Regions from separate parts of the Homo sapiens genome. Here all the other regions are linked to region 1. The links are chromatin loops, found by intact Hi-C in ENCODE. Cell type or tissue: heart left ventricle. All regions are shown on one strand. Each heading gives the region's core, and the rest is flanking DNA. Links, peaks and the distances in the headings are about the cores only. Region 1 holds the start of LOC124909476 (a long non-coding RNA gene). Region 2 has its middle 99 kb from the start of LINC01972. Region 3 has its middle 93 kb from the start of XXYLT1-AS1. Region 4 has its middle 110 kb from the start of LINC01972. Region 5 holds the start of LOC124909475 (a long non-coding RNA gene). Region 6 overlaps LOC105374292 (a long non-coding RNA gene).

Region 1 (5,097 bases), core at 375-4,374:
TAGAGAAACAATGCAATCTTGTCAGGTGACCAATTCCAAGTGTGTCCTTTGACCTCATGGAATAAAAGACAGTCCCTGGCATAACTAGCTGAAAATACTAGCTGGGGTCATATGCTTCTGATTACTGAGAAAGGCCAGCACAGGCTGAGAGTCCCTATGCTCCTGCCTAACCCTGTGGCCTCTCCAACGAGGGGAGAAAGGTTTGACGCACTAGAAGTTCATCACTTTAAGTCTGTTGTTTGGAATTCTGAATACATTTTCCTATAACAACTATTTCCAACTGGTGTTTGGGCGCCTTTTTAGACATTACATACAGATGGACCCACAGTTTAGAATGGGAGCAATGGGGAAAGGAAAATGGGAGGTCGGGCCCATGAAATCTACTGATGAGTAGAAGCCCTTTGGGAGCACACACCCACTGTGACGGTGATGACGGTGATGAGGGCTCCGTGTGTGTGTGTGTGTGTGTGTGTGTGTGTGTGTGTGTGTGTGTGTGTATTTTATGAGAGGGCAGATGCCATGAGAGGAAAACGAGGCTCTAGGAACAGAAACAGAAGTATGAAGAAGTGGTTCAAAGACAAGAAGTAGCAAGCAGAGGAGATGGTTCTGAGTCCCAATCATTCCTCAGCTTAAGTTCTTCTTTCTACAATACTTCACTTCCCAGGCAGCAGTGCCCAGGTGAGCAGTTCCCTTGCGGGGAGGGGGTGGGGCAGCAGTGGACTCATGCTGCCTGCTGGGAAAGGGTATGTGAGATTCAGCTGCTCACACGACCATGTGTTCACTGAGCAGGGGATCACAACCTCAAGCTCCCAGAGAGCAAGGCAGTGGGGACGAGGCGGGGACCCGGGAGATCCAGACAGCGTGGCACGACCACCTGAGAGAGGCTGCTGCTGTTCAGCTGAGGCCAGGGGTTCTGGAGAAAAGGCAGGCCTAGTATCATCCTGACTTCTGAGTTTTAAAGGAAAGCTACGGAATACCTTGATTTTAAATGTTGGCAACTAATACAAAGTAACAACAACAACAAAATGCTACAGGCAAAAACAAAAACAAACAAAAAAAACCCCACACCAAAAACCCTCTTCTGTCTGGTCTGTGGAATATCAGTTTGCAGTCCCTTTCCCAGTGTCTACAGTTAGAATAAACCATTTGGTTCTTTGATTCGCAAGTCTAGCTACAAGCCAGAATCACTTTGGGTACATGGTCAAAACGCAGCTTTGGAGACCAACAGTATTGGGATGCCTGGGACAAGGCCTGAGAGCCTGTCTTTTGAGGTGCCCTGGGGATAGTGGTGTGGCTGCGCCGCATTTGGAAACCACTGGCTGGTTTGTATTTCATCCATATAACCAACTGCTCACTAGTGTTTCACACCTCCAGTTCATAATGGTCAAATACTATCACAAGAATGATAAAACCACAAAATATGCTGACCCCATGGATAGGAAAGAGGTGAATGTCAAGGGGACCTGGGACACAACCAAGTGTGTCAAAGTGTGTCTTATCTAAATGGTTTATGAAAAATTAAAACTCTATAATATATAAGCATATGTTTTAACAGACGAATTTTCCCTCTACTAAATCTTTGAGTAAAACTGACTCTTCAGGAAGATGCAGTAAGCTTTGATCCTGTGACTGGAGAGTACAGCTGTCCCCAGGATATTCACCAAAGTTTAAGAGAAACAGACATATCTACACACCGTATCATCATCTCGTCTGACTTACGCCCAAAGGCAAAGGGCCACGTGAAGTCCACAGCAGGACTCAAGTGCAAAGTCAACAGACTTTTATTTAAACTTCTGTTCAAAGGTATGTGAGTGTTGAAAGTGTGTCAGATGGTGGAGAAAATGACATAACAGGAAATTGTCGTTTAACAACAGAGTCCATCCCTGAATGCTGCAGCCAAGTCTGCGCCTCCGCGTCCACTCACGGGGCCACCGAGCAGTGATTTGGAGACCTGTTTCAACTATCAGCGGGGGCCAAGGGATCCCTGAGCCAGACCTACACCATGGCAGAGCCCCCCAGGTCATTTTCCCACCGTCGGTGAAACTGTGAGGAAACCATGGTATTATTCCTGGCCTCCCTGCGCTTCCCTCTCTCCTTTCCTGGTGACGTTTCCAGCTGTCACCAGCATTCCATGGCATACTTCTTATTCCCCACCTTCCCTTACTCTCATATCATCACTTCTTAGTAAGACTAAAGCCTTCCCCTTTCCTGTATTATTTACTTCTGATTAATGTCGGCAGCATTTCACCGGCGCGTAGCATTTAACTATTGACTTGAACACCATAGGTATTGCTTCTTATGGAAAAAGAATACTTTAAATTAAACGTGGTCTCTTTATCCAAAAGTGCCCAATTTGTTATGATTAATAAAGTTACCAATCAATAAAGTTACTTCATATGATCACTCTGAAAAAAACAATAAAACCTCTTTGTGGAAGCTCAATACACTGCCATTCTGTCATTCACTAGTGTTCTCGACGGAGAGGCGCTCTTGCTGTGCTGTGTCGTTTTTGATGGAGAGATGCTCTTGCTGTGTTTTTGACGGAGAGATGCTCTTGTTGTGTTTTTGATGGAGAGATGCTCTTGTTGTGTTTTTGATGGAGAGATGCTCTTGCTCCGCACTCCCACCTAACCCTCACCCCCAACCCCCTGAAAGGTTCTGGCCCCAGCACGGCCCCGCACACACCCTCTCTCACTGGACTTGCCCCTTCCCTTCTCCCGGGCCTCACGGCGGTGTCTACGCCGGGCTCGCTGGAACCTTCCAGGGCTCGGTGATTCGGGGCTGCGGTGGGAGGGCCCTGAGTTCTTAGACCCGCGTGCAGATCCGGCCGCGACACAGGCGAGACCCCTGCCGGCGAGGCGCGGAACTGCAGGCACGCCGCGGCAGGGAGGGCCGCAGAGCGGGAGGGGCCTGGGGCGCCCCCAGCAAAGAAGCTGGGGTGGGGGGCTGGCCACCCATCAGGTCATCAGGAGCCAAGTCCTCTTCCACACTTCTTTCACCACTGTCTTCAGCTGCCACCTCTGTCTGCCTCAGGACCATCAAGCTGTCTGGCTTCCGTCCTAAGACCCTGAGACAGAATGGAACCCTGGGCACTTACCCTCCTAGGCCAAGGCCAAATTCTCCAAAACACCCCCTAGAGGTGGGGGTGACGGGGGGAGGAGAGTAGACACTTGGAGCCCTGGACATCGGGCCAAGCATCCCACAGACGACAGATAAACGGCTCCCGGATGGTAATACAATCAGAGGCTCCACAGAATCTTTTTCTGTTGGCAATGGGATTAGAAAATAAAAATAAATCCCAAACACACACAGGCACCTGCCCTTTGCCTGGTGGAATGGAGAGCTCTCGTTTTGTTTTGCCCAGAACGACTTTCATTTACAGCTTCACATTTTCAGCAAGACGAAAAGCTGAGTCCAGACGCCCTTCAAAAAGAAGAGAGGTGGCCGGGTGCGGTGGCTCACGCCTGGAATCCCAGCACTTTTGGAGGCCGAGGCGGGCGGATCACCTGAGGTCGGGAGTTCGAGACCAGCCTGACCAAGATGGCGAAACCTCGCCTCTACTAAAAATACAAAAATTAGCCGGGCATGGTGGCGGGCACCTGTAATCCCAGCTACTCAGGAGGCTGAGGGAGGAGAATCGCTTGAACCCAGGAGGTGGAGCTTGCAGTAAGCCAAGATCATGCCACTGCACTTCAGCCTGGGCAACAAGAGCAAAACTCCGTCTCAAAAAAAAAAAAAAAAGGAAGAAAGGAGGAGGAAGAAGAAGAAGGAGGAGGAAGGAGGAGGAGGGGGAGGAGGAGGGGGAAGAGGGGGAGAGGAGGAGGGGGAGGAGGAGGGGGAGGAGGAGGGGGAGGAGGAAGGGGAGGAGGAGGGGGAGGAGGAGGGGGAGGAGGAGGAGGAGGAGGAGGGGGAGGAGGAAGGGGAGGAGAGCCACAAGTGCCAGGGGGGCAAACCTAGCAAGAACAGTCAGTATTCTCCGCACTGTGACCCCGTCCTCCCTGCGCTTCTGGCGGGGATCCAGCCCCTCAGTGTTCGGAATCCTCATGGCCTCATGAGGCCAACTTGGTAGAGACACCACCTCCTTTCTTAAATGAGGAAAATGGAGACTCCCACGTGGAGGCATCACCCGCCCAGGCCTCCGCACAGTGGGGCCCTTCTTCCAGTCAGCTGCTGGCCAGTGCTGAGGAGGGTCCCTACACACAACACAACCCATTTTATCTGGCCAACACAACTCTGATGCCATTCGGCTCTCATGCAGTTGAACCGTGTCAGATGAGAAGTGGCTGGAAACCTCCCTCTAGCTGTATGCATCTCCCACCACTCCCCATAGGGGGGTCTGGCCTTTCATCTTACAGAGAGACCTAGGTGACCTGCAGAGGCAACCCTGGGTCACCTGAGCTGCAAGTCCCAGTTCTGGGCCTGGCCTGCAATGTTCATATATTCTTCCATCCATTCTTGTTTTTCTTTACTAAACATAACTGCATGTTACAACCAGCTAGGCATAAACATTAATTAGAAACGCAAACCACCATACTGATAAAAACATGCAGAAATCCTATGAACCAGCGGCGTAACTGGGAACTTTCTCAAGAGCCTTTGACTCTTATCAAACTGCTAACTCTTGTTTTATTTGAGACTTAGTAGCATCTTCCTAGTTTTTTAGAAAATTGATTTCCTGTCTGTAAAATACACATTTGGAGTAAAAAATCTGGAAAACTTTACAAATCGTAAAGAAAAAACAACACACATATACAGTCACGCATCGCTTAACAACAGAGTTTGCTCTGAGAAATGCATTGTTAGGTGATTTCGTCTTTGTGTGAACACACAGAGTGACTTCCACAAACCTAGATGGTATTGCCCACCACACACCTGGGCTGTATGGTACAGTCTGCTGCTCCTAGGCTACAAACCTGCATGGCATGTTACTATACTGAATACTGTAGATGCCTGTAACACAATGGTATCTGTCTATCTAAACATATCCAAACATAGAAAAGGTACAGTAATAATATGGTATTATAATCGGACGGGACCACCATCATATATTGACCAAAATGTTACGCAGCATGTGACTATAACTCAATTTCACTCTCC
Region 2 (5,097 bases), core at 406-4,405, 240 kb before region 1:
GGCTACCTTATAAAATACTGGGAGTTAAGTGTTACAGTCTAAATGAAAGGATGGTGAAGGGGAGAACACCTGTCTTTGTGTCCCCTGTACAGCACACGCCTCATGTATGAGTGGAGACTGAATAAATGAGCGCTGTGCCAGGGAGGCCGGCCCCGGCTTTAACAAGGTCTCACGTGCAGGGCGTAGGGGATCAGACCATTCTAGCTCCATCTTCCTGAAAGACATTTCACTTGCTCTTGAAGATCACAAATAGTAACATCTGCAGCCCTCTGAAAACACAAATAAGCCATTGGCATTTCCATAGACAGAAGCCAAACCTCGGGGAACTTATTTCTAATCCAGTTGCTCCAGCTTCAGCGGGAACATGAACTCACCTTGCTGATGGGACTGGCAAATGACATTCTAAATCATCAAGATCACATATGTCTAACCAGGTTGATGTGTGAAATGTCTGGTGTTTATTTTATCTATGTTTCACATTGAGCTGAAACTTCACTGCCAAAGACGTTGGCCAAGCAGGCTTCTTTCTCAGCTGTTGCTCTACAGAACAATTTCACAAAGACAGGATGTTGTCCTAAAAAAGCATCCTCTGGTTCCCTGCTGGACAGGCCGACAGCTTGGCTGGGTATTACAAACAAACCAGGAAAGTATGTTCAGTAATGCCAGCTCATGAGGGAAGCTGGGACTATGGCTTCAAAAGTAGAGCTGTAGTGAGTTGGGGAAAAAGTGGTAAATATTTGAGGAGGTTGTTGACATCGTATAAAGGCCAGGAAAACAAAGGCTGGAAATTGTAAGGGTCCTACAGTGAAAGTACCTGAGGATAGCTAGGGGACAGAGGGGAAGATCACAACCAGCTTGAAGTGGTCCATCTGTCTGACGTGGAAGCAGAATTAAGCACAGACCACACATTGTTCCCCAGATCAGGAAAATCCCATTTGACTTCAGGTCTGCTAACATCAGGAACATCGCAGTGGTCATGGTAATAATAATAGCAGACATTTACAGCATTCATTCACAGGCACTGTACTAAGTACTTTGCATACAATTTCTCATTTGATGTTTTAAAAACTCTGAAAAGGCAAGTTTTATTACTCTCAAGTACAGATGAAGGAACTGAGACTCAGAAGTAGGAAGGAACTTACTCCAAATCCATAGCTGTGCTGTGAAAGCTGGTGTGTGAATCTCGTCACTCTAGCCTGAAAGCATGTTCTCAAAACCATTTTTGTCAATTCCAAATACAAAACAGGGACACTGCAGTGCTGTGGGGAAAAGAGTGGCCTTTTCCATTAAATGGTCTCTGGGTCAACTTGCTAATCATAGAAAAATAATGTATTTTAACCCCTGTCTCACAGCTCACAAATAAATTAATCCCAATTGAGTCACAGATCAAAAACATTTTTAGAGCAAAACATAGAAAAATAGGTGAATATCTTGGAGTAGATAATGATTCTTTACTCAAGACAAGAAAGTCCCTAACCATAATATTGATAAATTGGATTATATTGCCCTGAAGAACTTCTGTTCATCAAAAGATACTACTGAGAACAGAGAAAGGCAACCCACAGAGTGGAAGAAGATATTTATAATACATACAGGACTCATACCAAGAATATATAAATAACTTCTGCAAATCAATAAGAAAAAGACAGAAAACCAGGTTCAAAAAGTGGACAAAAGACTTGATCAGATACTTCACAAAGGAAGTATCCAAAGTGCCAATAAACATATGGAGAATTGCTTAAGTTTATCAGTCATCAGGGAAATGCAAATCACAGACCACAACGCAATCACACTACACACCCGTCAGAATGACTACATCAAAAAAGATAGGAAATCGTGAGTATTGGTGAGGATGATGTGAAGCAACCAAGACTCTGTATATATACAGGTATACACACACACACGTATATATACCTTTGTAAAATGTCACTCCTAGTGTAAACTCAACAGAAATATGTATGTATGTGTGTGTGTGTATATATATATATATATATATATATATATATATATATATATATTCACCAAAAGACATACTAGAACATTATAGCAATGCTATTTATGATGTCTGAAAAAAAAACAACTCAAATGCCCACTGACATAGAATAGAACGGGAAATTTTCCCATTCTATTTCCCATTCCCAGTTGTAGCTCATATATTCTCATTGCTATTGTGTTACTATACCATTGATGGGAAAATGAATTGCGGTGTATTAACACGATAGCGATGAGAATATATGAACTACAACTATGAGCAATAGTATCAGGACAAATCTTACAACTGTGATGTTGAGTGGAAGAAACACAAATGAGGATATTCTGTATGTTTCCTTTATTTGAAGCAGGAAAAGGGACAGAACTCTTCTATCAGAAGTCAGGTCAGTGCTTACCTAGGGAGGGTGTAGCAACTGGAACAGGGTACAGGGAGGTTGGTCTCCTCAGGTGCTGCTGATGCTCTGTGTGAGCTATGTGCTGGCTGCAAAGGTGCATTTGTTTATGACAATTTACTGAGCTGTACACTTACTGTATCAATTAGCTGTTGCCATACCAAACCATCCCCAAACCCAGTGGCAGACAATAAGCATTTATTTCTTGCCGACTGGTTTGTGTTCAGTTGTTCAAAGTTGGGCTTGGCTGTGTTGAGGGCAGGCTTCTCCACATGTCTCAATCTCCTTTAACTGGCAGCCATCCAAGGCATGGTCTCAAAGGGTGAAAGGCAGGAGCCCAAGATAGGGAAATGGAAACACACAGGCTTCTTCGGGTCTCAGCTTGGAGCTAGTGTCCTCTGACTGCTGCCACATTCCAGTGGCCAAGGCAAGTCGCAGGACCAAGCCCGACATCAGTGGAGTGGGGAAATACGCGCCTCTCAAGCTCCTCCCCATGTAAACATTTGCTCAGCAATAATCTAATCCAGGACATTTATTAGAGGTGTGGCTTACTGTGTGTATTTCGTATTTCAAAGTTTTCAAAGGAAACCAAAAAGGGTGTAGGAACCGCTATCTTCCCCTACCTCCTCCACACTACTGGGTCCCCTCCCACTTCTGGGATCTTAATGGAAAGAGGATAAGTTATGAAAATTCTCTACACAAGCACAAGGAAGAAAGGAAGGAAGAACACGTGCTTCCTAGCACACAATGCGCTTCCCGTCAGCTGGGCTGGAGAGAAATGCCTCCCTGGTCTGCCACCCCCCACCCCCGCCAGAGACATGGCGGCAACAAGTCACCCCTTCCTGTAGTTGTAGCTGAAGGGACTGCTGTAAAGTGCAGCCCCAGTTTTCCCAGCCCCTGCTCCCTTACCTTCAAGGGCTCCCTATTGTAGTCACACTGTTTAATAAAGGGTGAACTTTATCCAGTGAGAAGGAAGGAGCTGAACATTTAAAAGGCTCAACATTTCTGCAAGACAAATTGAACTTTTTGCCTCCTAACCAACAATCCTGAAAAAGTCTCTCTTATTCATCGCAGATGCAGAAGGTTTAAGCAGGCACCAAATTACTCCAAGGGTAACATCCCAGTTCCTTGGTCTTTAGATCAGACGCACTAAGAGGGACGATAAGTCTTCAGAGAGGTCTGGTTCCTACTGTAATAAGAGCATGGGATTCTGTTCCTTCTCTGTAGGTAGGGAAAGTTCAAATGTACACAATAACAATTCATCCCTCTCTTGCAACTTATCTCATATAAACTCCATCTCTAGAATCAGGCTGCCTGGTGTCAAGTCTTGGCTCTACTTGCCGTGTGACCTTGGGTAAGTGATTCGACCACTGTCACCCTCAGGTCCTCCATCTGTAAAATGGAGATTTGCTTATTCATTCAATGGACCTTTATTGAAAGACCTACTATGTGTCCGGCAGGGTGCTGGGCTCTAGGGATACAATGGCAACTGAGATGGACATGGTCCTCGCCGTCATGGAGTTTATATGAAGGGTAGAGTCAAACCGCAAACACTCTGTCACATAACCACAATCTCAGCCATAGTGTCATGAGGAAAACAAACCATAGACTGAGATGGAAAATAACAGGAGAGTCAGGAAGGTGGTCTCACCAAAAGGTGACACACTTAAGCTGAGCCTCAAAGGAAGAGCAGCTAACCAGGGGAAGTCTTGCCAGGTGCAGGGAGCAGAGCTCGGTGAACTCGGGACACTGAGAGGCCAGTGACACAAGGGGAGAATGGCTTCAGGTGAGGCTGGAGGGAGAGGTAGGAGGTGCGTCCTGCAGGGCTGGGAAGCCGGGAAGGGAGTCTGGATTTATCCTACAGGCAGGGGGCGGCCACCGAGGGGTTGAGATGATCACGTGGCTGCTGGCAAAGATGGACTTGCGAGGTGGTGTGCAGGTTAAGAATGGATGTGAGACCAGCCAGAAGCCTATTGCAGGACCCCAGTGGGTCGTGGTGCTGGCGCTGGAGATGGGGAGAAGAAGGCAGTTGAGTCAAATGGCCCCCGTGGGGCGAGAAGCCCCAGGACTCAGGACAGAATGAAGATGGGGGAGTGTGTAGGTCTGGTTTGAGTCAGTGAGTGGAGATGGCTGTGACCTCCTGATATGCGAGAAAGAGTACAGGGAGAGGTGAGGAGAAAGCAAGGTAAGCCCAGGGCTTGCCAACACTGAGGGAGGGGAAGGAAAGGGGAGGGGAGGGGAAGGGAGAGGAGGGGAGGGGAAGGGAGAGGAGGGGAGGGGAGGGGAGGGGGTATCAGCCCAGGGTCCTACAGAGGAGCAACTGATAGGGTGAAAGGAAAGCAAGGAGGGGGTGGCTCCAGAAAGGAGCATTTCAAGAAGTCAGGATGCCCATCTAAGTCCAGTGTTGCTGAGACGAGGACAGAAGCTCCAAGACACACCAACAGTGAAAATGAGTCGAGGAACCGTCTGTATAGTATATATCACATTTGTGTTTTCAAAAGTTGTGTGTTTGGAAGCGGGAGGATATTTTAGCTTATTTGCAGGTTTGCTTATGGAACAGCTCTGGAAGACTCTGCAAGACTCTGGTGACAATGGCTCCCCCAGAGGAGGGAACCGGCTAGCAGGGGATGGGGTGGAGTGAGAGAGACCTTTCACTGTGTGTCTCACCCTTTGGGAGCTTTCATATTTTTATAAAATATAAATATATGACTAT
Region 3 (5,097 bases), core at 581-4,580, 100 kb before region 1:
AGGTAAGGATTCAGCTGAGACCCGGAGGAGGCAGAGGCGTGCTTTCCAGCACCGCCCAGAATCCCCACATTCCCCAAACCCTCCCAGCCCTCTATGCACAGCTCTGAGTATGGAGGAAGAGCTGAGCGCAGCAAGGCTGCCCAGAGCTGGAACCCCAGACACGAGCCTAGGCCCACTCACCCACCAAGGGGCTGGGCTGGACACACTTACCCCAGAGCCCCAGAAGACCCCCACCAAAGGCTGGCTGTGAGCTAGCTCATTCAGCAGAGCCCATGTCATGTTTTTAAAAAGAGTGCTGTGGGGAAAAAAGAGAAAAAAATCACTGACTGTCCCCTCCACCCAACTACTTCTTCACTAGACATCTCATCCCTGGTGAATTTCTGATAATGCCGCTGGGTGTTTACAGTTTCCAAATGAGGCAGAGGGGCTGGTTCACTGCTGCCTGGGAGTCAACACAGGAGAAAAGCTGTCATCCCCATCTCTCTCGCAATCTCTCTCTCAAGGTTTATTATAAAATACCTGTCCCCCGCCCTTCCTCTGGATGGTAAAATAGAGCATCCTCTGCATTGAGTTTTAATCACCACTGACAACCAGCTCACTTCAAGGTCTAGAGTACACATCAGAACGATCTTACATAAAACAGGATGTTTTTTCAATGTCCGGGTCCTGCCCACTGCAGTGCAGAAGATGGTGCCTTCCCCCGGCTTTGGCTAGAGAGCATAGGGGTATGTTAACCTGGCTGGTGATGCAAGGAGAATCCCTTAGAGGAAGCTAGAGTGACAGGATGGGTTGATTATTTCAAACAGAGATGGTTTCATGAGACTGCATGCAAGAGTTAGAAAAGTCTTCTAGATTTTTTGGTTTGGAGGCACACCAGAAAGGAAAGGTGAGATCAGGGTACCCAGGTGGAAATCCAGGCTCTCCCCAAAACCCCAGGCTCACTGAGGCAGCCTGACACGCTACTCCTCTCAAAGTCTTAATTGCATTGTCTGTAATTTAAGGAGTTAGACTAGATTCTCTCTAAAATTTCTTCCAGTTTAATGCCCATGAGTCCTGATTAATTTTGATTTTGTTATGCCCCACTTCATATGATTCTTGGTGGCTCACAAAAATAAATTTGGCATAGGATTGTAAAGACTTATGCAAAGAAATTGGATGGGAAAGAAGAGTAAAGTGAGGACACTAAAATAAAATTAGCCTCTAAGCTGCATGGTAAGGTCCTATGCACTTTGTTAAAGGTGAGCCATATTTTTGCTTCTGAGCTTCCTACCAGCCAATGCAGAGAGGAAAATGTGATCAGTTTTGAGACCAAGATAATGGTAAGAAAAGACCAGTTTTCAGGAAAGCATCAACTCTTCTTGGTTCTAGGGCCTGAGGCATTTCTCACTTAGGTCTTTAAAGTGAAGGAATGCTGGCATGTTAGAGCACATTCTCAACAGAATCTTTTCAGGGAACACATTAACCTCTTTATAAGGCCCCTCAACGTGGCCAGTGACATAACTGCAAAAGCAGTGTGGTGAAATCAGTTTGACCTGGACCAAAAAGCTGCGATATAGATCTGGAGTTCTCTGGTGGTCTTTGTAAGCCGAGGGGAATAGCAGAGTAGCTAGGACAGTATTTCTCAAACCGAGGGGCTAAGGGCTCCTGGGGTTCCCCAGACATATTCTTGAGCCAGACAGTGCTGATTCGGAGCAGTTATCCTCAATCACGTTCATGTACATTTCAATAGAGGCAGAGGAAAAGAAACGGATCTGCCAAACGGCCACCTGGGCCAGTGGGCCATCTCCATCACAGTGCGAATTTAGTGTTAGTCAATATAAAGGGGCATGAGTGTGATGTGGGCATGCTCCTGCCACCTAACCCTGCGCCTCCATGCTGCCACAATCCCTGCTACTCAGTGACAACCGCAGACTCAAGACTAGCCGGCCTTGGTCTGTGTAAAGCTGCCTTTCTTAGCTCCCAATTGCCCCACAGAGTAAGGCTGAAATTCCTCTACAGGCTGTTCAGGTCTCTGTGTGATCCACACCACCTTCTCCTCTGGCTTCAACAGGGATGCTTCTCTATCCTCCCCCTCCCTCCCAATGTCAAGCCCTGACCCCTGAGTCAAACCATTGATTTGCCTTTGTGCAGACATCTTCCAACCTCTGAGTTCCCTTTGCCTCTCTCCCCTCCCAAGTTTCTCTTTTGACTTCCTCCCATCCTCCAAGGTCCAACCCAAAGACCACCAAAGTTAAGCCTTCCCCATTTTTCCAGCAGATGAAATCTCCCTCCCTCCCAGAGCACTTGGCCAATGTCACATCCATTGACACAACTCTTATTTCTGCTGGGCATGGCTGACTCAGTGAACATGCAGGATGAAGTACAGAGAAGCCTTCAGCCCACAAGAAGAATTTGGTTTCTTGGGCTTAGACCTGTCTTCTCGGCTTGACTGGGGGCTTCTTGAGGGCAAGAGCCCCAGCTCACAAGTCCCAGCCCTCCTGCCACATTCCCACAAGTTTTGCTAATGTCTGCAGAATTCACTTGCAGTAAGGAGGGGTGTGGTGTGGCTGCATCAGGGGAGAGGATGCCTCAGACAGCCAGCAGGTGGTGGGCTTGCTGGCTGGGCGAGCTGGGGCAGGACTTCTAATCCCTTTGTCACAGCTGGGCTGGCCTGGACAGTGGCCAAGGGCAGGAGGGGGAGGGAGGTTGCCTCCCCGTAGGTGAACACCTGACACACTGTGTGCTTATTGGCATTTCTTGCTGCACCTGTTTATTTAACCAAAGCATTCTGATCACAATGCCCATTAAACCTTGTTGACATATTTGAAATTCTGCATTCATGCAACTCAAGCGTCAGCCTTCCATCTGCCAGCTGTATCCTATATTAATTAAAACAGTGGATGAGGTAAACCCAGTTAATCCTCTGGGGGAGAGGTGGGGTTTGTTTTTCAAAGGGATACAGTTTCAGCTTACAGGGTGCATTGGTTTGCTTTTCAGAGTTCCAAATGGGCATTTGTTGTGCACACACTGTGCCCAGAACCTTCTGCTAAATACAGCCTTGCCCCTGATCACTCCTGAGTACTGAGGAATGAATGTGGGTAGGTGCAGTTGTGCATGTGTACATGCGTGAGCTATACACGTGAGCGTTTTGTGTGAGCCCTTGTGTTCATGTGGGTGTGAGTACCACATCTGCATCTGATCAACACCCAGTGACATGCCACCCTCCACGAATGCACTCGGCACACCAAGTTCCATTTGTTCTTTGTTATCCTTAAAGCACCAGGGAAGCTGTACTGCTCACATCAATCACTTGAGATTAAAAAAGAGACAGACTTTGTGTTTACTCCGAGCTCCCTGTGATGATCATTACTAAGACTTGTAATTTCCCTCCATGAGAATCTGGCAGGCTGGGAATACTTTCTTTTGATGGTTGGCAGCTAGCTCTTCATGGAAGAGCTTAGTTAATTCCTCCCAGGCAAGTTATGTGTCTCACTCTGAATGACAGTCTGGGACCACGGAAGGCAGGACCCCTGTGCACGACTCCGTGGGAGAGGTTTCACATGGGAGAGGAAATACAAGGGGAAGGAGCCTCCTGGGACTGTGCAGCACGGGGTCCCCAGTGGGAGGAGCGAGGCCTGGCAGTTGGGAGTCTGGGGTTGGGTCTGGCCGCAGGCCCACCATGTAATCTTGCAAAATTACCTCGTCTTGGGCTCTGCTTCCTCATTTGCAAAATGAAGAGATCGGATTGCATCATTTCTTAGGTCCCTTGTGTCTACAGGCTCTAGGAGTGTGCCAAGAAATGGAGTTGATCTGCTGGTTTTGGTGGGAACCACAGCCTCCTAAAAATGTTAGAGCCGGAGGGAACCTCAGCTCAACTTCTGTGCCTAACCTCCTCATTTCCCAGAAGCAAGTGACTTGTTCAAAGCAAGTCAACGCAGAAGAAATAGAGTATGCATTCTGGGATGGAAACAGAGCCAGCCCAGGTCCCTTGGTGAGGTTTTGAATGCATTTCATTTCCAAAAGGCAACCGAGATCACTTCCCCTCCACTTAGGTCAGGACTTGGCTCAGGCCTCACTCAGCTCCTTCCCAAACCCCTATTCCCTATCTGAGCTCCCCTCGTCCCAGCACCAGGCATTCATTTGTGTGGTAGCAGCTGGAATACTCAGGGCTCCTGGTACACATAGAGTGGTCCCCAGCCCCCGCAGCAGCACCCAGCAGCTTGTTGGAATGGCAGGACATTGGGCCCCACCCCAGAGCTTTCAATCAGATCCCCAGGTGGTCCTTCAGCTTGAGAGCTGCTGTTGCAGGACCACCTGGTCTCTCCTACTCTGTTCCACTCCCCTTCTCCCCAGCTAGACTGTGAGCTTTTTAAGGGTAGGTCACGCAGCTCATTCCTGTGTGCATCCCAGGGTTTGGAATGGTCCCTGGCGCAAAATAGGTGCTCATCAGGTATTGGATGAATACATGAGTGACATGAACCTGTGCAGGCTTCTTGAAGGCTGTGAACATAGCACCAAATCTGGAAGGGAAGACCGAGTGTTGATGGAGAGATAAAAGTGACGGTCTGCAGATAGCCTTCTCCCTGCCCTCGCTAGAGGCAGGGGGTCAGGACTAGCCTGGTTGGAAGGGATGACTGTGACACGAAAAAGCATGAGAGGAGGTAGAAGAGGAGGGAAGGGGAGGATATCAGGGAGTTGAATGATGCCACGATCAGAGTGTTTGGGACAGACCTGTGTACCCCGTTCATGTCCACCTCCCCTAATCTTACTTTCCTAAAGCAAACGTTCCCTATTTTCAGATGATTCTGAGCAAAGGCGAGGAGCATGATTGTTCAAAATGAGAATCTGAGTTCAGATCCCAGTCCCATTGTGTACATGCTGTGTGATCTCGGGCAAGTGACTGACCCTCTCCCCGTGTCCGTTTCCTCATTTCTAAACTGAGGATCACAAAAGAACCTTCGAAGGGTGCCCTGAGGATTAAATGAGATCGTATAATGCATTGCTACAGGGCCTGGCACAAGGAAAGGGTTCAATGGATGTGAAATGATCATAAGTGAAAGAATAAAATCTGATCACTAGCTGGCTGGAGACTGTCCAGTCTGGGAGTCTGGCACCCAG
Region 4 (5,097 bases), core at 697-4,696, 230 kb before region 1:
CTTTTCTATCTCGAACCTGCCTGCTGCAGACCCAGTCATTCCTAAACAGAACTAGGGTAGGGCACAGAGGCCAGAAAGCGTTGAGCAGTGCTACTGCAGAGCCTATGAAGACCAAATCCCCCAGCGCACACACAAGGTCCTTCTTAGTCCGGCTTCTACCTGCTCCTTCAGCTGCATCTCTTGATTCTGCGGACCCCTCCCCACCTCTTAACCCCAGGCATCCCCCTCTGCCCTGGCCACATCAAGCTACTTGCCAAGCCTCTTTCCCCGCCTTCCATCCGGTCTCTGCCTGACAAACTCCTAATGTTCATTCAAGGTCCAGCTCAGTGTCCAGTTCCTCAGTAAAGCTTCGTCAGAACTTCCTTCCCCCCGCACCTGGGTGAAATCGGTGTCCTGTTCTGGGCACTCCCACCACGCTCAGTACACATATTTATCACGACGCTCAATGTCCAGCATTGTAACTGGGGCTTACATACCGCTCTCTCCCTCCTGGTCTTTGAGTCTGTGACGCACAGAACAGTCTGTTGAAACTAATTTCAACAAGTAAGTTTGCTGTCTCGATAAAAACAGCCCACTGATAATAATATCCAAGAGAATTAGAACGGATGCAGTGAGGCATTTTCAAGTGCACTGACCAAATGAATTTTTCCAAAAACTTCATCAAATTTCACGTGAAGGGTAGAGTTCTCACCTGGATTTTTAAATTAAAAAGCAGCTTAAAAAACTATTAAGTCATGCTGTTGTCCAATTGTATTCGCCATTTGCAGATCGAAGTCATTGTAATCATGAATCCTGTGAATCTTGGAAAGTTTCTTATGGTATCAGGTTGTAGGCAGAAGCTGGAAGGGGCTGATGGGGACCCCCAGCTGAAGATTCTGCACTATTGTTGAGTGCCGCTGGTCATGGTGGGAACCTCAGAAACAACTCCAGGAAGGCAGAAAACACTTCTACTCTGACATTTATTTTTATTTTCTGTTTGCTTATCTGTATTTTCAACAGTATTCAGGTATTACTTTTTTAATCAGCAAAAACAATCACTTTTTAAAAGTAAAAAAGGTCGACCAATGAAACTGATTAAGACCATACAAGCTCAATAAGGAAGAGAGAAGGAAAGAAGACAGAATCTTTAATAAAGGTGTTTTTGACTGAGCACGGTGGCTCACACCTGTAATCCCAGCGCTTTAGGAGGCCAAGGCAGAAGGATCGCTAGTGGTCAGGAGTTTGAGACCAGCCTGGGCAATGTAGTGAGACCTTGTCTTTAAAAATACAATTTTAAAAATTAGCCAGGTGGCTCACACCTGCAGTCCCAGCCACTTGGGAGACTGAGGCAAGAGGATCACTTGAGCCCAGGATTTTGAGGCTGCAGTGAGCTGTGATCACGCCACTGCATTCCAGCATGGGTTACAGAGCAAGACCCTGTCTCTAACAATAAATACATTAATTAATTTGTGTGTTTTTGCCCCTAAGCTGGGGTCAAGAGACCTGATTGCTGTGTCCCAATGGCCACACCAAAATCATAAGGGGAAGAAGACAAGGAAACTGCAGGAGCTCTTTCTCTGCCCAGCTGCCACCTGCCCCAGCGTGCACTGCCCAGACAGAGCTCTGAGGTTCCCTGGGAGCACAGAAAAGGACACCACTTGTGTTTTAGACCCAGATTTGCCTTCTGTAGCCATGGGACCTGGGACAAGTCACTATGTCTCCATATCTTCACCTCTTAAGGAGATAACACAGCTGCCTGCCAGGGAAGTGAGGTCATTTTAAACTATATAGTGGTACATACATGTGAGGGGTTACTGTAATTCCTGTTGGTTTTAGAAAGAGGTGGGGTTGATAGGCATGCACGGACAGACTGATAAGCCTTTCGCAGGTTCACCAATGTTTCATGAGCTAAAAAATACTGTGATCTGCACAATTGTGTAGGTAGGTACTATTATTATTCACAATTTACAGATGACAAAAAGAGAGGAATCAAAAAGTTGAGCAAACTGCCTAACTTGCAACACAGTTATGAATAGAGGAGCTAGAATCTGAAACCTGGCAGTTGGGGGCAGGGCCTGCGTTAGTAAACATGGCTTGTGCTTACACACATCCATGCGCGTGCACACACACACACACACACACACACACGCACACGCGCGCACACACACTTCCCTTTTCCATCCCAAACGTACCACTCAGAGTCTAGTTGAATTTTGTAGTTTCAATTCTGACTTTGTTTCTTTGAAGCCCAATTGCCCTGATGCTGTTGACGGTTGACCTCCAATGAGTGGGAGGGTCACAGACACCTTTATTTTCATTTCACAGTCTTCTGCATTATTTTGATTTCTGCCCATGAGCATGCATTATATTTATAAAGATTAATTTTAAAACACATTGCCCCTCATGGGGAGGACTGTGTTTCAAAACAAAGGTTTTAAAGTTTAATGAACGTCTAAAAATCCTTTGCCATCACAGGTTTTCAGAGTCTTATTTATCAAATGCCCTGGCTGCTGGGGATCTTTCCAACTCATGCTGGAATCGGGCCTGGGTTTCCTGATTTCCCCAGCTCCAACGCTCAGCCTCAGCAGCCAAACCAGCCCGGCCCCTTCCTGTGGTTTCCAGCTCAGCCCTTCTGGTGGGAGGGAGGAGGAGAAGAGAGGATGCCCGTGTTGGGCCCTTCCCATGGGGCCCCAGTGTTTCGTGAAAACAGGGTCATGTCAATCACAGTCCAGACCTCTAAAACCTAGTAATGGAGGCTCAAGGCAGGTGAAAACATACAGGGTGATCAGAATCAAGGCAAGGAGGACTCAGGAAAGGGGACGGCACTCAGGCCAGGAGAGGGCTAAGCCCACTGGGCAGAGTTCCTGCCAGTTGGAACAGGATGGACTCCTAAAGCTCTGGCCTGGCCTCACCAGTGCTGTCTTTTCTACTTTTCTTCTGGGGTCCAGGGGCATCCAAGAGCAAGATTCCACCAGGGCAATGGACCCAGGAGGGGCTCAGGGGCCTGCCCCTGCCTGGCCTGAAACTTGGCACACACTGGTCCCATCTGGCAGCCAGCTTTAATTACGTTTCTGGACAAACACACTCTCATGCATTGGGCATCAGAGTGGGGACACTGTCAGGCAGAAGGAGGAGAGAGAGGCAGGCTGGCTCACTCCTGTTATGTGTACCCACTTAGCAATGCCACTTTAATTTCTCAAAGACATTCCCTGACAGCTCCATGCTGCGCCCGGCACAGGGAGCCTAGACCTGCTAATAGACCAGCTTGGAGGCAGCTGGAGCCTGTCTGCCCAGCTTGCCGGGGGAGCATTAATTAACCAGCTGGCGGCTCTTCTGTCTCCAGAGACCTCAGTGCTGGGATGGTCTGGGGACAATGTGCGTAGTGTGCAGGATCATCCCCAGGGTCCCACCACAGACCAAAGAATCCCTCCAATACTGAGTGCCTGAGACCCCTGAGGAGCATTTGCTTTGCTACTTCCTCCTTGGCATACAGTCAGTCAGAGCCTTTGGCTTTCTTCTCTGGCCACCTTGAGGGCATTATCAGGGCTGGGCCCCACTACTGCTGCAGTAAATGTTTGCCCGGCTGGAAAATGCTCACTCATGTTAACGAGGAAGCAATGAATGAGAAGCCTTTCTTCTCCTTTATTAAAGGCCGTACAAGCACAAAGCAGACTCTGAAATGTTATCTGTTCACAAACCTCATATGGCTAAATATTTACTGAGAATGTGATTGGCATTCCCTCAAGCAGCACAGCCAGTGTCCATGGAGTGTCAGAAACAGAAGCGGCACCCAGGCAGGCCCGTGGGCAGGGAGGCCCACCTCCAGGGAGAGCAGGTGTCCCCAGCCTGGCTTTCCAATGGAACTGCAAGCTCCCTGGGTTCCTGGACTCTCCATTGCTCCATCCTAGATGTACCTCAGGGCACTCTTCCAGCTACACAACCAGTGTGGAGCCCCTGCCTCTGGCTACCCAAGACTCCTTGGGGCTCTCCAAACACACAGGCCTTTCTCCTGATTTGGGGTGGTTTTGATTGCCCCAACTGGCACGCCCTTTCTGAAATGCCCCTTTTGCAGCATGAGGCACCCTTCTAGGTCAAGGATGGTGCGGGCTTCATCTGGGGTGCCGACTGGGATTGATTTGTGGGCACTGCCGGGAGCTTTGTGATGACCACATCCAAGCTGTGACATGACTTCTCAGGGATGTGTGCTAGGGTTGTGGGGATGTTGAGGTATATGTTTCACAGGTTTGTCATGAGTCTAGTCGCTTGTGAAGGCCATCTCCTCCAGGAAACTCTCAAGACTCCCACCGCCAAAGTACTTAATAACTGTGTTCTTGTCCTCCCTGCATTCCCTTGGAACCTAAGTCATTTGTCATTTTCTGTCTTCTATTACAACTATTTGAATCGCTTACCCCCCTTGCCATGCTAGCCTCCAGGTTCTTAGGGTAGCAACTGTGTCTCACTCATCTCTGTGTCCTCCTCAACATGTATCTTTCCTTGCTTGGAGTCAGAGCTCACTTAAGGCGGCTGAATTGAATTTCTTACCTGGGGACAGCTAGCTTAGAGTAGACTTCAAATTTAGTACAGTCCTCATGAGAGGGGTATTTTGGAAGGGAGCAGGTTGATTCTGCATTCCTGCTCTGGGGAAGGCGCTGCCTCAGGGCAGGACTGAGCAGTACGATGGGCACAGGGCAACTGGATGGGTTAGGAATGTGGGTGATAGTGGTTGCCAGATAAAATACGGACACCCAGTCAAGTTGAATGTCATTGTCTTCCAAGTATTGCGTGGAACATACTTACGCTAAAAAAATTTATTCATTGTTTTTCTGAAATTCACATTTAACTGGACGTCCTGTATTTTTATTTGTTAAATCTGGTAACTCTAGGTGGGAGTGCCAGGGAGAGAACACAAGATCATCTCCACAGACTTTCTAGAACCAATTCTGTACACTAAGCTGTGTCTTCATGGAGAAACAGCCTGGGGAGTAGGAGGGGTGCAAGACCAGCCAAGCTGGCTCCATTTCATAGCTGTCCATACTTTCAAGTCGCCTGAACTTTCAGACGAGGCTCTCTGATGGGCCTGGCTATCTGTGAAAGCCAACTCCAGTGAAGTCCAGAAAT
Region 5 (5,097 bases), core at 784-4,783, 150 kb after region 1:
TGGCTCCCGCTCCAGAGTCCTGGCTACTGCTGACTCTCTGCCAACCCAGAGAGCCACACACTCACCCAGCCAGGCCGCCCTACCCCAGCTGCCCCCCTCTGCCCCATCTTCTGGTCATGACTCTCCTGCCAGGGACAGAAGACAGAGCCAGTCTGTGGCTCCAGCTGCCTGAGTTCCCTCATCTCTAAGGTGGGCAGGTCACATGCTACCCACGTATCATGGGTGTATATCCTCCAAGCTCCCTGCCCCCCAGCCAGCCTCTCCATCCTCACAAAGCAGCCCCGGCACACCCACAATCCTCGACCCTGTGTCTTCCTACCCCCTAGACAGCAGGTGGCCAAGGGTGCCCTAAGCAAAGCCTGCACTATGCCTGATCTTGTGCAGGTTTTTCAGACTGACAAATCCACCTGCTGAGCCTATGAAGCCCCTGCAGAATCCCACGCTGACCAGGACTCAGGGAGCCTGGCCACCTGAGCGGTCACACAGAGGTCACATCCTGGGCTGCTGTGATGCTCTGGCAAAAGCAGGGCCACCTCACAGCCTTCAGTGAGGCAACAGCCACAGAGGGTGAGGCTAGAGACCCCACTCAGGGGGATAGTGTGGCAGCCAGGCATAGGAGCAGGCTCTGGGAGTATGTGGGGCTATGTGGATCCATGAGCGTCTCCCCAGAGGCCCGGCCTTTTTAAGTCATTTACAGCTTACACTTGGCTGATGCCCAAAAATGACTATAAACAGTTACTGTGTGCAATCAGACCAAGAAAACAAATCAAAAACCAGTAAGAGGGAAACAAAACATCAAAATTTGACCAGAAATTGTATAATTGTGCACCATTTACTATAAACAAATTTGAATTGGAACCTTCGAGAAACTAAGGAACGTTCATAGAGGCGACTCTGTCATCTACACAAGACTACAAAGGCTTCATCATCCTGACAAGCAGCAGCTCCCACTCCAGAGCACAGGCCGGCTAGCACTGCAGAGCCTCTGTCCAGGGCCAGGTAGGGCTAGGGCCCCTGGGGAAGGGACGTGATGAAGATGAGCCTCTTCCTTCCAGCAGGAAAGAGAAAGTGTGGATGCCCCTGAACATCAAATAAGGCTAAGGCATCCTGTGCTTTCAGAGAGAGGCAAACAATATATTGCCAAGAGGTAGGGGAGGGAGGAGTGTCAGAGAAGGAAAAAACACCGTAGTTTGGAGAATTGAAGACTTGCAAGAACACGGGGACACCGGAAATAAACCTGGCCAGAAAGCTGTTTTGCAAGCTAGCTGCACTGCCCTCCAACTGAATCAACGGTATCAGCATGGTGAATAAACAGGTATGCGCTTTCTAGAGTGACAACAGCAGGGTGTCAGTTCCCAACACACCTATTCCGGTACCATTATTAGCAGCCACCGTTGACCAAGCACCTGCCATGTGCCAGGCTGTGAGCTGTCTCATTTCATCTGTTATCCCGGCAGCACAGCTGTGCTATCCCCAGGCCTGCCTGAGCAGGGCCGCAGGGGCCAGCCTCTGGGAGACTAGTCCCACCAGCAGAGGATGGCTTAATCGGGGCTGCTTAACAGTCATCGCCCTAATAAATAAAACCAATGGCCTTAATTTAAAACACATTAACTTAACAGCAGGCTTTCTGTCAGCTGATGAGGCCTAGCTCCACTGCTCAGAACAGGCAAGTAGTTAGAGTGGCCTCTCAGAGTCAGAGCCGTGAAGTCAAGGTCCCTGTGGCTTGCGGGTAAGGCCCTGGTCATCTTGACTTGTCTTCCACAACCCACACGACGGTGTGAGTGGTCCCAGGGCGAAAGATAAGAGCCCTGGATGGGAAGGCTGTGAGGAAGGGCAGCAGGGAGGCCTTCGGGCCCTGCCAGGCGGCCCTTCCAGCAAGCAGGCGGCCGGGCTCCTCCTCCCAGGGAGAGGCCTCCCGCCCCAGGTACAGGCCTGGGAAGCCCTCATCTCACCGCGAGGACAGTCGCGTGCGACAGGCCTGTAAGGTGGCATCCGAGTCCCTCCCGCAATTAAGGACGCCGGGCTCCAGGCCAGCGCCAGGGACAGACCCAGCACCAGGGCGGCCCCCGGAGCCGGCCTCTGGCGGCCTCGGGTCTTTTGCCAAATTCCCCACCGGCGCCAGGATACCGAGGGGCCACCCCCACCACGCGGCTCCAACAGACACGTTTCCCACACTGGCTGCGGAGGCCCGCCGGGTGTGACGGGGACCGGGCGGACTGGAAAGGATGTGGCTGGGGCCCCGGGGAGGACCAGGCAGGAGCGACGGGCCTCCCACGCAGCCTCCCTCCGACCGTGCTGCCGCATCGCCCGTCCCAGCGGCTCGGCCCCGCCTTGTCCAAAGGGCTCATCAAAGCCGGTTTACCGGCGGCCCAGGAAGGAAATGACCGCCCGCCGCAGCCCCGCCGACTGCCTTTCAGTTCAGTGCTTTCGAAACCACAAGGGCGGGCGGGGCTAGAGGAGGAAAAAAAACACCCCGCGGGAGCCTCAGGCTTGGGGGCTGCAGCCGCGCGCACCTCGCCGGCCGGGGGTCGGGCGCGCAGACGCGGTGCAGCGGCGCCCCCAGGCGGCCGCGCGGGGCACTGCACTCGGCCCGTGTGTCGGCCCCGGGCGGGGGAGGGACCGCGCCGCGGAGGAGGGGCCAGCCCCGCCCAACGCCCGACGCCCGCGGCCCCTCCTCTCCAGACGGGGGGCCCCGTGCTGACCGCAGCCGCGGAGCCCGCAGCGCACATCCCGGAGCACAGGACAAAACCTGTGCCTGCACCGGAGCCCCCATCCGGCTCCCGCAACACTGACCCCCCTGGGCAGCCTCGGGCACGGGGCACCTGGAAAGCCAGCCCCGGACACCGCGCGGATTCTGCCTCCCGGAGGTCGGACTGCATCCTCCCGTCCCGGGCGAGGCACATCCAGGAGGAGACAAGGAGGCGAAGCCCCCTAGGATAGGTGAAGACGACAGGCCCTGCCACCTTCGCTGTGGGTATTAGGGTGGGCTACCTCTCAACCGACCCCTCCGAAAAAGACGGGGCTGCTGCTATCACCTCCCTCAAACAGCAGAGGAGGTGCCTGGCTGCTTCTAAAGGCAGCTCGCTGTGGCACTTAGTCACTGCCCCTTTCTGGCCCAGGGTATCAGCTGGACGGGGGACACTACGCCCAGAGCTTCCTTCCTGTTCCGATGTTTGGCGAACCTGCAGCGCTCCCTGAAGCAGATGAGAGGGAAGCTGCACTCCCAGAAAGCGCAGTTTTGGTTCATATTGAATGGATTTATTGGGGGTGTCATCGGCAGGCGGATGACAGATTGTCAGGTGGGCTACAGCCCTGCCCTCATCCCCACACCCACAGCCCCTTGGCAGAGCTGCTAGCGGGGTCCTGAAGTGCCTCCTGCTGCTCTGGGAGCTCCGTAAGCCACCTGCTCTCAGCCTCAGGGATGCCACACCTCTTTCCCCAGCCTCAGCCACGCTCAAGTGAGGCGTCTGCACTTTTATACATTCTAAAGGCCTGAACAGGCCGGGCGCGGTGGCTCACGCCTGTAATCCCAGCATTTTGGGAGGCGGAGGCGGGCGGATCACCTGAGGTCAGGAGTTCGAGCCCAGCCTGGCCAACATGGTGAAACCCTGTCTCTACTAAAAATACAAGAATTAGCCGGGCACGGTGGCGCACGCCTGTGTAATCCCAGCTACTCGGGAGCTGAGGCAGGAGAATCGCTTGAACCCGGGACATGGGACATGGAGGTTGCAGTAAGCTGAGAACACACCACTGCACTCTGGCCTGGGGGACACAGCAAGACTCCATCTTAAAAAGAAAAGAAAAAGGAAATTAAAGAAAAGAAAAGAAAAAGGGGAGGGGAGGGGAACAAATGTTGCTACTATTATTCTCCTCATCAAGACTTCATACTGGTAAACATCCCCTTGCTGACTTCAGGCACATCAGTGTACACGTCAGAAATGTCCAAACCATGTCCTCGGAATATGCCCATTTCTAGCGATGTTGTAACACCTTACAGGGTAAGGAGGGGAAAGTCAAGGTAACTGTTTTTTGGGGTTTTTTTAAGAAAATGCATTTCGGTAAATATATTAAAAAATACCAAATACATGTATGTAGTTGTCCTTAGCAACATGTAATCGTCTCATTATTTGTCATTAGGGAAATGCAGACCAAAACTAAAATGAGATATCACTTCACACCCACTAGAATAGCTGTAATTGAAAAGATGGATGATTACAAGTGCTGGTGAGGATGTGGAGAAATCAGGACCTCCATACACTGCTGGTGGGAATGTAAAATGGTATAGCTACTGAGTTTGGCAGTTCCTCAAAAGGTTAAACAGAGTTAACCATTCCACTGCTAGGTTATACCCCAGTGATGTGACAACATATGTCCACACAAAAACTTCTAAGTAAATGTTCACAGCAGCATTATTCATAATAGCCTCAAAGCGGAAACAACCCAAATGTCCATCAACTGATGAATGGATGATGTGGTTTATCCATACGATGGAATAGTATCCAACCATAAAAAAGGGTGAAGCATTAATGCATGCTACAACATGAACCCTAAAAACACTAGGCTAAAAGAAGCCAGACACAAAAGACCACATATTAGCTGAGCCCACTTGTAGTGAATACTCAGAAGAGACACATTTATACAGAGAGCAAGCTGATTTGTAGTCTCTAGGGGCAGGGGAGACAGGAGGACGGAGGGTGATGCTAATGGATACAGGGTTTCTGAGGTGACAAGTGTTCTAGAATCAGTGGTCATAGCTGTACAACCTTGGGAATACACTAAAAACCACTGGATTGTATACATTAAATGAGTGAGCTTTATGGTACATGAATTATATTTCAATTTTTGTTGCAAAAAAAAAGTAATTATCTATCTTTTTAAAATATGGCCTACAGGAACAAGGAACAGTCAGGAAGTCATGAGGAATGACTGATACCCAAAGCTGGAGCAGTTAATCCGTGCATTGAGGCCCCCACAGATTTTATAAATCCCCGTCGATCAGTGTATTTCATCTATATCATGACCCCAAGGCTCTGCCTTATCATTTCAACACATACTTGCGGGCTTCTCCAGAGTTTATTGTATTTGATACAATACTAT
Region 6 (5,097 bases), core at 451-4,450, 320 kb before region 1:
TCAGTGGGCTGTTGTCCAGCCTTCATGGAGCCCATGCAGCCTTTCTCATGAGTGATTGCGTGTGTGCCGTACCTCCCCAGCAGGGCTCCAGGGACGTGTCTGAGAGCAGATCACACTGTTTGTCTTCTCTGTCACCTGCCTTGCCCCTAGCTTGGGTCTGGAACACTCAGGGCTTCAGTGACTGGGCGCAGGATGGATGCCCTCCAACCCAACACCCCTTGGCAGTATGCCATCGGCAACAGGGCAAATCTACTTGATGCCAGTCCTCACGCCCCCTCCGTGCAGCCAGCCACGCTGGTTTTCCAGCTTCCACATTTGTCATGTAGTGTGCTCAGATGCTCCGTTCTTCCTCTTCATTCTGTGGATGAGAAATTATGGCCAACCAAGAGTTCTGCCTTCCTCCTTCCGTGCTTGCTGCTTGATGAAAGTGGGTTGCTAGTGTGTCATGTGGATACATTTCTCAGTCTGAGAACACAGGGAGTGGTGCTGAGAGTGAGTGGGCAGAGGGTGAAGGGTGGTGCCTGGGAGGGGAGAGCTAGAGCCTCTGAAACCACATGGTGGACATTTGCCTTTGATTGTTTGCTTGCCCGGAATCTGACCTGTGCTCTCCTACGTTGTGAGAATCCTCACTGTGTGCGTCTTACTGGGAGGCAGGGCTCTGTCATACACAGTGAAAGCCAGAGGCCCAGACTGCCCTTTCTCTAAGTGCTGGCATCCAGGGCCTGGGCACTAAGGCAGATTTGGTTTTAGGCTGCTGGCTTGGGTTAGTTTAGGATAACTCTGGTTATTTCGGGTTATTGCAGAAGTCCTAGACAGATTGGAGAGATCAGCCCATCAAGTATATGCTGATCTGGGGTTCATAGAGAATCCAAAACAGTATACTCTCTGCAGTCAACATTTTCTCAGCTCAGACTTTGCTTCCCAACATCCTTTTATTTCTTTTTTGTAGGGAAGCTGAGGGAGAGGGTAAAACTGCAATTAGCTGCCTGCCCTTACTGTCTGGGCCTGTACCCAGCTCATCGGGACTGTGTTCGCAGTGTTCACATGGTAAACGTGTCACCAGGGGCAAACTGCAGCCTCAAAGGCAGGGAGTGGGATAGGAAAACTGGGCTATAAATAAGTCAGAAAAGCAGCTTTTTGAAAAAGGAGTGGCTACTTACAAAACTTAGGATTCTCGAACTGGAAAGAACCTTGGAAATTTAGAAATGGAATCAGAGTTGGAATCTACCTCAGGAGTTTAGGCCAATTATGCGAATTCCTTTCTTTTTGGAGTGATTGGCTGAGGCGTGGGAATATGACTTCACCCTAGCCAATGAGATGGAAAGGGGAGCCTGGGAGGACATCTGGGAATGTTTCCTTCATTCATAAAAAAAAATACCAAATACTTGCTTTTTCCTATATCTGAGTGCGTTTGTATGAGGGAATGTCACCTGCAGCCGTGGGTGCCATCTTGGACCAGGAAGGGGAACCCAAGAAAATCCCAGATAAGCTAACCCGGAACTCACCCAATTTAAAGACTCACCTTCAAGCAGACTTCAAAATCCCGATACAATACATTCCTTGACTTTGTCTGACTCCTTCCTGGACACCCCTAAGACTCAGTGGAAGTAGCACTCTCCCTTGCTGAGGTAAGAATAAATACAGTTGTTTCTTATCAACAGGTTGCTTTGGTGATTTTTGGGGAGCCAGCATTAGACACCAGCAAACAATAGGAAAAATTAGTGGGATGTTGTCCAGGCTTCATGGAGCTCATGCAGCCTTTCTCATGAGTGATTACGTGTGTGCTTTACCTCCCCAGAGGGACTCCCTCGTCTCCCTCATTTACTCTGGCTTGTAGGGGAAGATCATGCTCCAGCCCTTTGAGTTGCCATGTGTCTTCCTTCCACAGTTTCCAAGGGGCCTCCGGGGGCCTGTCTCCTTTCACACTCTCTTGTCTTCTTGCAACTTGGACTTTTCTCCCTGGAGCTGGAGAAAGGAGAAGCCATAGAATTGCCTGACCTGCCCACCCCCCACCCTTCCCACCCTTCCCCACCCTCGTTCATGTGATACCGTTTCTTTTACTCAAATGCTTTTTTTCTCTCTCCCAATACACAGATGATGGAATATAGGAATACCGGTAGACACATAGGCAGAGATTGCTTTTTCATCCCAGGAGGCTCAGCATTTTCCCACTCAGTTATTGAGCTTTTACAAGCCGCTGTTCAGGATGGTCAGACTCAGTTTTTTAGCACACCAGTAATTGCTTCTTTCTTTTTTCTTGGGGAAATTTTAGGCCACACTTTCTGTAGCAGCCCATGCTCCAATTGGACTAGCTGTGGAACAATTAGTTTCATAAATGAATGTGTCTGGAAAATGGATTCCAAAGTCCTCTGTCTGGTGTGTGACCTTGAGCTGTGTGATCTTGGACGAGTCCCTTTTTTTTTTTTTTTTTTTTGTGAGCCCAGGTTCCTCCTCTGTCAAAGAGAGAGTTGGGCTAGATGATCTCCGAGGGCTCTATGGCTCCTTGAGATCCTGCAGTTCATTGATTCTATGCCTCAAGGGGAAAGCATTTAGAGGGAAATGATTTGTTTTTAATTATAGAAACAAAACACGCTTCTTATTGTAAAAATTAGAACAAGTCAAAAGTATGCAAAACCTAACACATTGGTGTTCCTTCTTTGCTCCATAAATTCCCCTAGAGAGAGTCTTTTGGGGGCAGTATTTGCCAAGAGCACTCAGTGCCTGCTTTTTGATGATGTTGACACCAATGACTTCCAATTCACTGAGATAACTAAGGGCTGTTTTGAGAAGCAACTGTTTGTGTTCTTATCGTTTCCCTTTCCTTTGGAGGAAAATTGCAGAAGTTTTTTTGTGTTGTTTAAGGGTTGCAAAGCTCTGCTGCCTGTGACCACGCCTATGTCTTTGTCAGAAAATAGGACACATAATCCTGGCCTTAGCCCAAGACTCAGATTTGTGAGGTGCGTGTCTTCAGGAGGGCCTGTGACCAGGGTGCTGACTGTCCCACAGAGCCATGGGCTGGACACGCAGGTCCAGAGATTAGGTCCTAGCACAACAATATTGATCTCAGCACTTTAGTCTTCCTATAAACATGAACATTACCTTGTTATGTGTGTCTAAAGTTTTAATCAATTGCAGTTGGACTCTGTAGCAGAGAACTGAGAAAATACCAAGTGTTGGAGAACAACAATGAAAAGCACTTTTATTACCTGCCATTCTGGGGAAGCAGCCCATTAGGGAGACATAGATCAAGGGCATTGGCTACCAAAGTTCTCAGCCACATGCTTAATCCCTTAGATTACAGCTCATAGCTGCCTCAATGAGGGTCAGACCCGAGGAAGGAAGATAAATAGAATCCAGTGTGGCCCCAGGAAATTTGGGCAGGGCCATGCAGATGTGGGTGTGAGGTGAGGCTCAGTGTTGAGGAAGGGGTCGGGCGGGGAGAGTTGTATTCAAGGAAGGGGGATGTATTAAACTGTTTCTCCTCACCAGAGAGCAGAGGGAAGGAAGAGAGTAGAAGGCTGATGGGGCATTCTAAGGGTTAGATAGGGAAACTGATGGAGTGACAGTTGGCTGAACCTGGCCCATGGTGGAGAGCAGGCCAAGCCACACAGCCAGCCCCTGCCTCGATCCTTGAAGGCCCTGGAGAAGCTCACTGGGGTTAAAGAAGCAGGGGGCAAGGCCAGGCGCCATGGCTCACGCCTGTAATCCTAACACTTTGGGAGGCCGACGTGGGCGGATCACAAGGTCAAGAGATCGAGACCAGCCTGGCCAACATGGTGAAACCCCATCTCTACTAAAAATACAAAAATTAGCTAGACATGGTAGCGCATGACTGTAGTCCCAGCTACTCAGGAGGCTGAGGCAGGAGAATCGCTTGAACCCGGGAGACGGAGGTTGCAGTGAACCGAGATGGCACCATTGCACTCCAGCCTGGCAACAGAGCAAAACTCCATCTCAAAAAAAAAAAAAAAAAAAAGAAGCAGGGGGCAAAAAGTACAAGATGTTAAAAGACTGTGCCATAATACTACTAACTCATTCATTCAGTTACTCAGTCATTCATTTGTCTACCCAACAAATGTTTATTAAGCCCTTTCTATATGCCAGATGCTGTGCTAGGCCCTGGGGATATAATGGTAATAAGACAGCTGTGTCTCCTGCTCTTATGAAGGCTGCAGTCTAGTGGAGGAGATTGCGGTTGAATTAATTCCAAGGTGAAAGGCCAGGCAGAGGGGCGGCAGTAGAGAGGGTGGGGGCCTGGGGGCCTGGGCAGGGTCAGAGAGTGACCAGTACTGCAAGCAAGAGGGCAGAGGGAGTAGGTGCTTGTGAGGTGTAAACAGTATGAGGTGGCCTTGGGAAGGTTGTGGGGCAATCCTAGGGAGGCATGGTGGTCCTAGGGCAGGGCTGCAGCTTCTGGAAGAGTCTGACAGGTGTACCCTGCCAGAACTGGTCCTGGATTGGACCTGTGGGAATGGAGAGGGAGGGGTGATGATGATTGACCTCTGGGTTATGGCTTGGGGGTCTCACAGGATGTTAAGATGGGAGGTGGGGATGGGGTGAGGGTGGGGAGGAGTGGCACAGAGATGCTGCCCTAGTCACAGCTCCAGGTTGCACAGTCCCATGGCCCCGATTCCAAAATTGGAGGCGCTTCAGGTTGAAAGCACCTCCTCTCTGCAAAGCCCCAGGGAGACAAGAGGCTAGCAGTCTCTCTGCTCTTCCTGAGGATTAATTCATTCTGAATGTTTTCTTCTCAAGAATGAATTGAGATAACCAAAATTAGGAATTGGAATTTGAAAGGGGAGACTTCAGGGCACTTCCTTAAAAGGAAGGGAAGGTGAAGTGGATGGAAGATACCAGGAGTGACAGGGAGTGGGACAGTGCAAAGAATTTGAACAACCTCTAGGAAAATCTATTTTTTCTATGATCTCACCTGGCACTGGATATTCTCTGTGCTGTTTCCTCACCTGTAAAATGGAGGCAGCAATGTCATCTCACAGGACTGTGGTGAGAATTAAATCATAACCCCAAGCCCTTGAAGTACAGCATGGACTTAGTAAATGTTAGCACCCATCCTTCATGCTTGGCCTCCACCAGCCCCTG

Evidence for each region. Peaks named below come from ENCODE experiments on the same cell type or tissue, not always from the same donor. Only the 100,000 strongest peaks of a DNase experiment are listed, where the experiment ranks them.
Region 2: it touches region 1 in a loop (2.3-fold over the local background); 16 of 110 quality-filtered maps call a loop at or near these places.
Region 3: it touches region 1 in a loop (10-fold over the local background); 59 of 110 quality-filtered maps call a loop at or near these places.
Region 4: a loop joins it to region 1, with 2.2 times the contacts of the local background. A loop is called at or near these places in 16 of 110 quality-filtered maps.
Region 5: it touches region 1 in a loop (4-fold over the local background); 67 of 110 quality-filtered maps call a loop at or near these places.
Region 6: a loop joins it to region 1, with 2.1 times the contacts of the local background. A loop is called at or near these places in 10 of 110 quality-filtered maps.

Annotation. Positions count from the first base shown.
Region 1 is chr3:195,103,750-195,108,846 of GRCh38, forward strand. All of the region lies in intron 3 of XXYLT1 (xyloside xylosyltransferase 1), which reads right to left. LOC124909476 (a long non-coding RNA gene) reads right to left here and starts at 2,794. Exons shown (of 2, transcript XR_007096226.1): 1 at 1-2,794. RefSeq lists an enhancer at 1-88 and a silencer at 2,682-2,851. In heart left ventricle, for the core only: a CTCF peak has its summit at 2,855; a DNase peak (open chromatin) is centred at 2,812; H3K4me3 peaks cover 260 bases.
Region 2 is chr3:194,864,689-194,869,785 of GRCh38, forward strand. No RefSeq gene overlaps it. Among named protein-coding and RNA genes, the nearest start is that of LINC01972, 99 kb to the left of the region's middle. In heart left ventricle, for the core only: no CTCF peak of the experiment used is centred there; DNase peaks (open chromatin) are centred at 2,806 and 3,172; H3K4me3 peaks cover 473 bases; H3K27ac peaks cover 2,264 bases.
Region 3 is chr3:194,999,532-195,004,628 of GRCh38, forward strand. No RefSeq gene overlaps it. Among named protein-coding and RNA genes, the nearest start is that of XXYLT1-AS1, 93 kb to the right of the region's middle. In heart left ventricle, for the core only: a CTCF peak has its summit at 2,583 (motif pointing right); DNase peaks (open chromatin) are centred at 2,620 and 3,600; H3K27ac peaks cover 237 bases.
Region 4 is chr3:194,877,586-194,882,682 of GRCh38, forward strand. No RefSeq gene overlaps it. Among named protein-coding and RNA genes, the nearest start is that of LINC01972, 110 kb to the left of the region's middle. RefSeq lists an enhancer at 2,815-3,315. In heart left ventricle, for the core only: no CTCF peak of the experiment used is centred there; DNase peaks (open chromatin) are centred at 2,566 and 3,217; H3K27ac peaks cover 3,323 bases.
Region 5 is chr3:195,257,652-195,262,748 of GRCh38, forward strand. The region is part of intron 1 of XXYLT1 (xyloside xylosyltransferase 1); the gene reads right to left. It overlaps LOC124909475 (a long non-coding RNA gene), which reads left to right and starts at 2,696. Exons shown (of 2, transcript XR_007096225.1): 1 at 2,696-3,998. RefSeq lists a silencer at 1,945-2,884. In heart left ventricle, for the core only: a CTCF peak has its summit at 2,565 (motif pointing left); DNase peaks (open chromatin) are centred at 2,280 and 3,100; H3K4me3 peaks cover 1,964 bases; H3K27ac peaks cover 2,545 bases.
Region 6 is chr3:194,782,681-194,787,777 of GRCh38, forward strand. The region is part of intron 3 of LOC105374292 (a long non-coding RNA gene); the gene reads left to right. Among named protein-coding and RNA genes, the nearest start is that of LINC01972, 17 kb to the left of the region's middle. RefSeq lists an enhancer at 1-1,152. In heart left ventricle, for the core only: a CTCF peak has its summit at 2,685; no DNase peak of the experiment used is centred there; H3K27ac peaks cover 1,076 bases.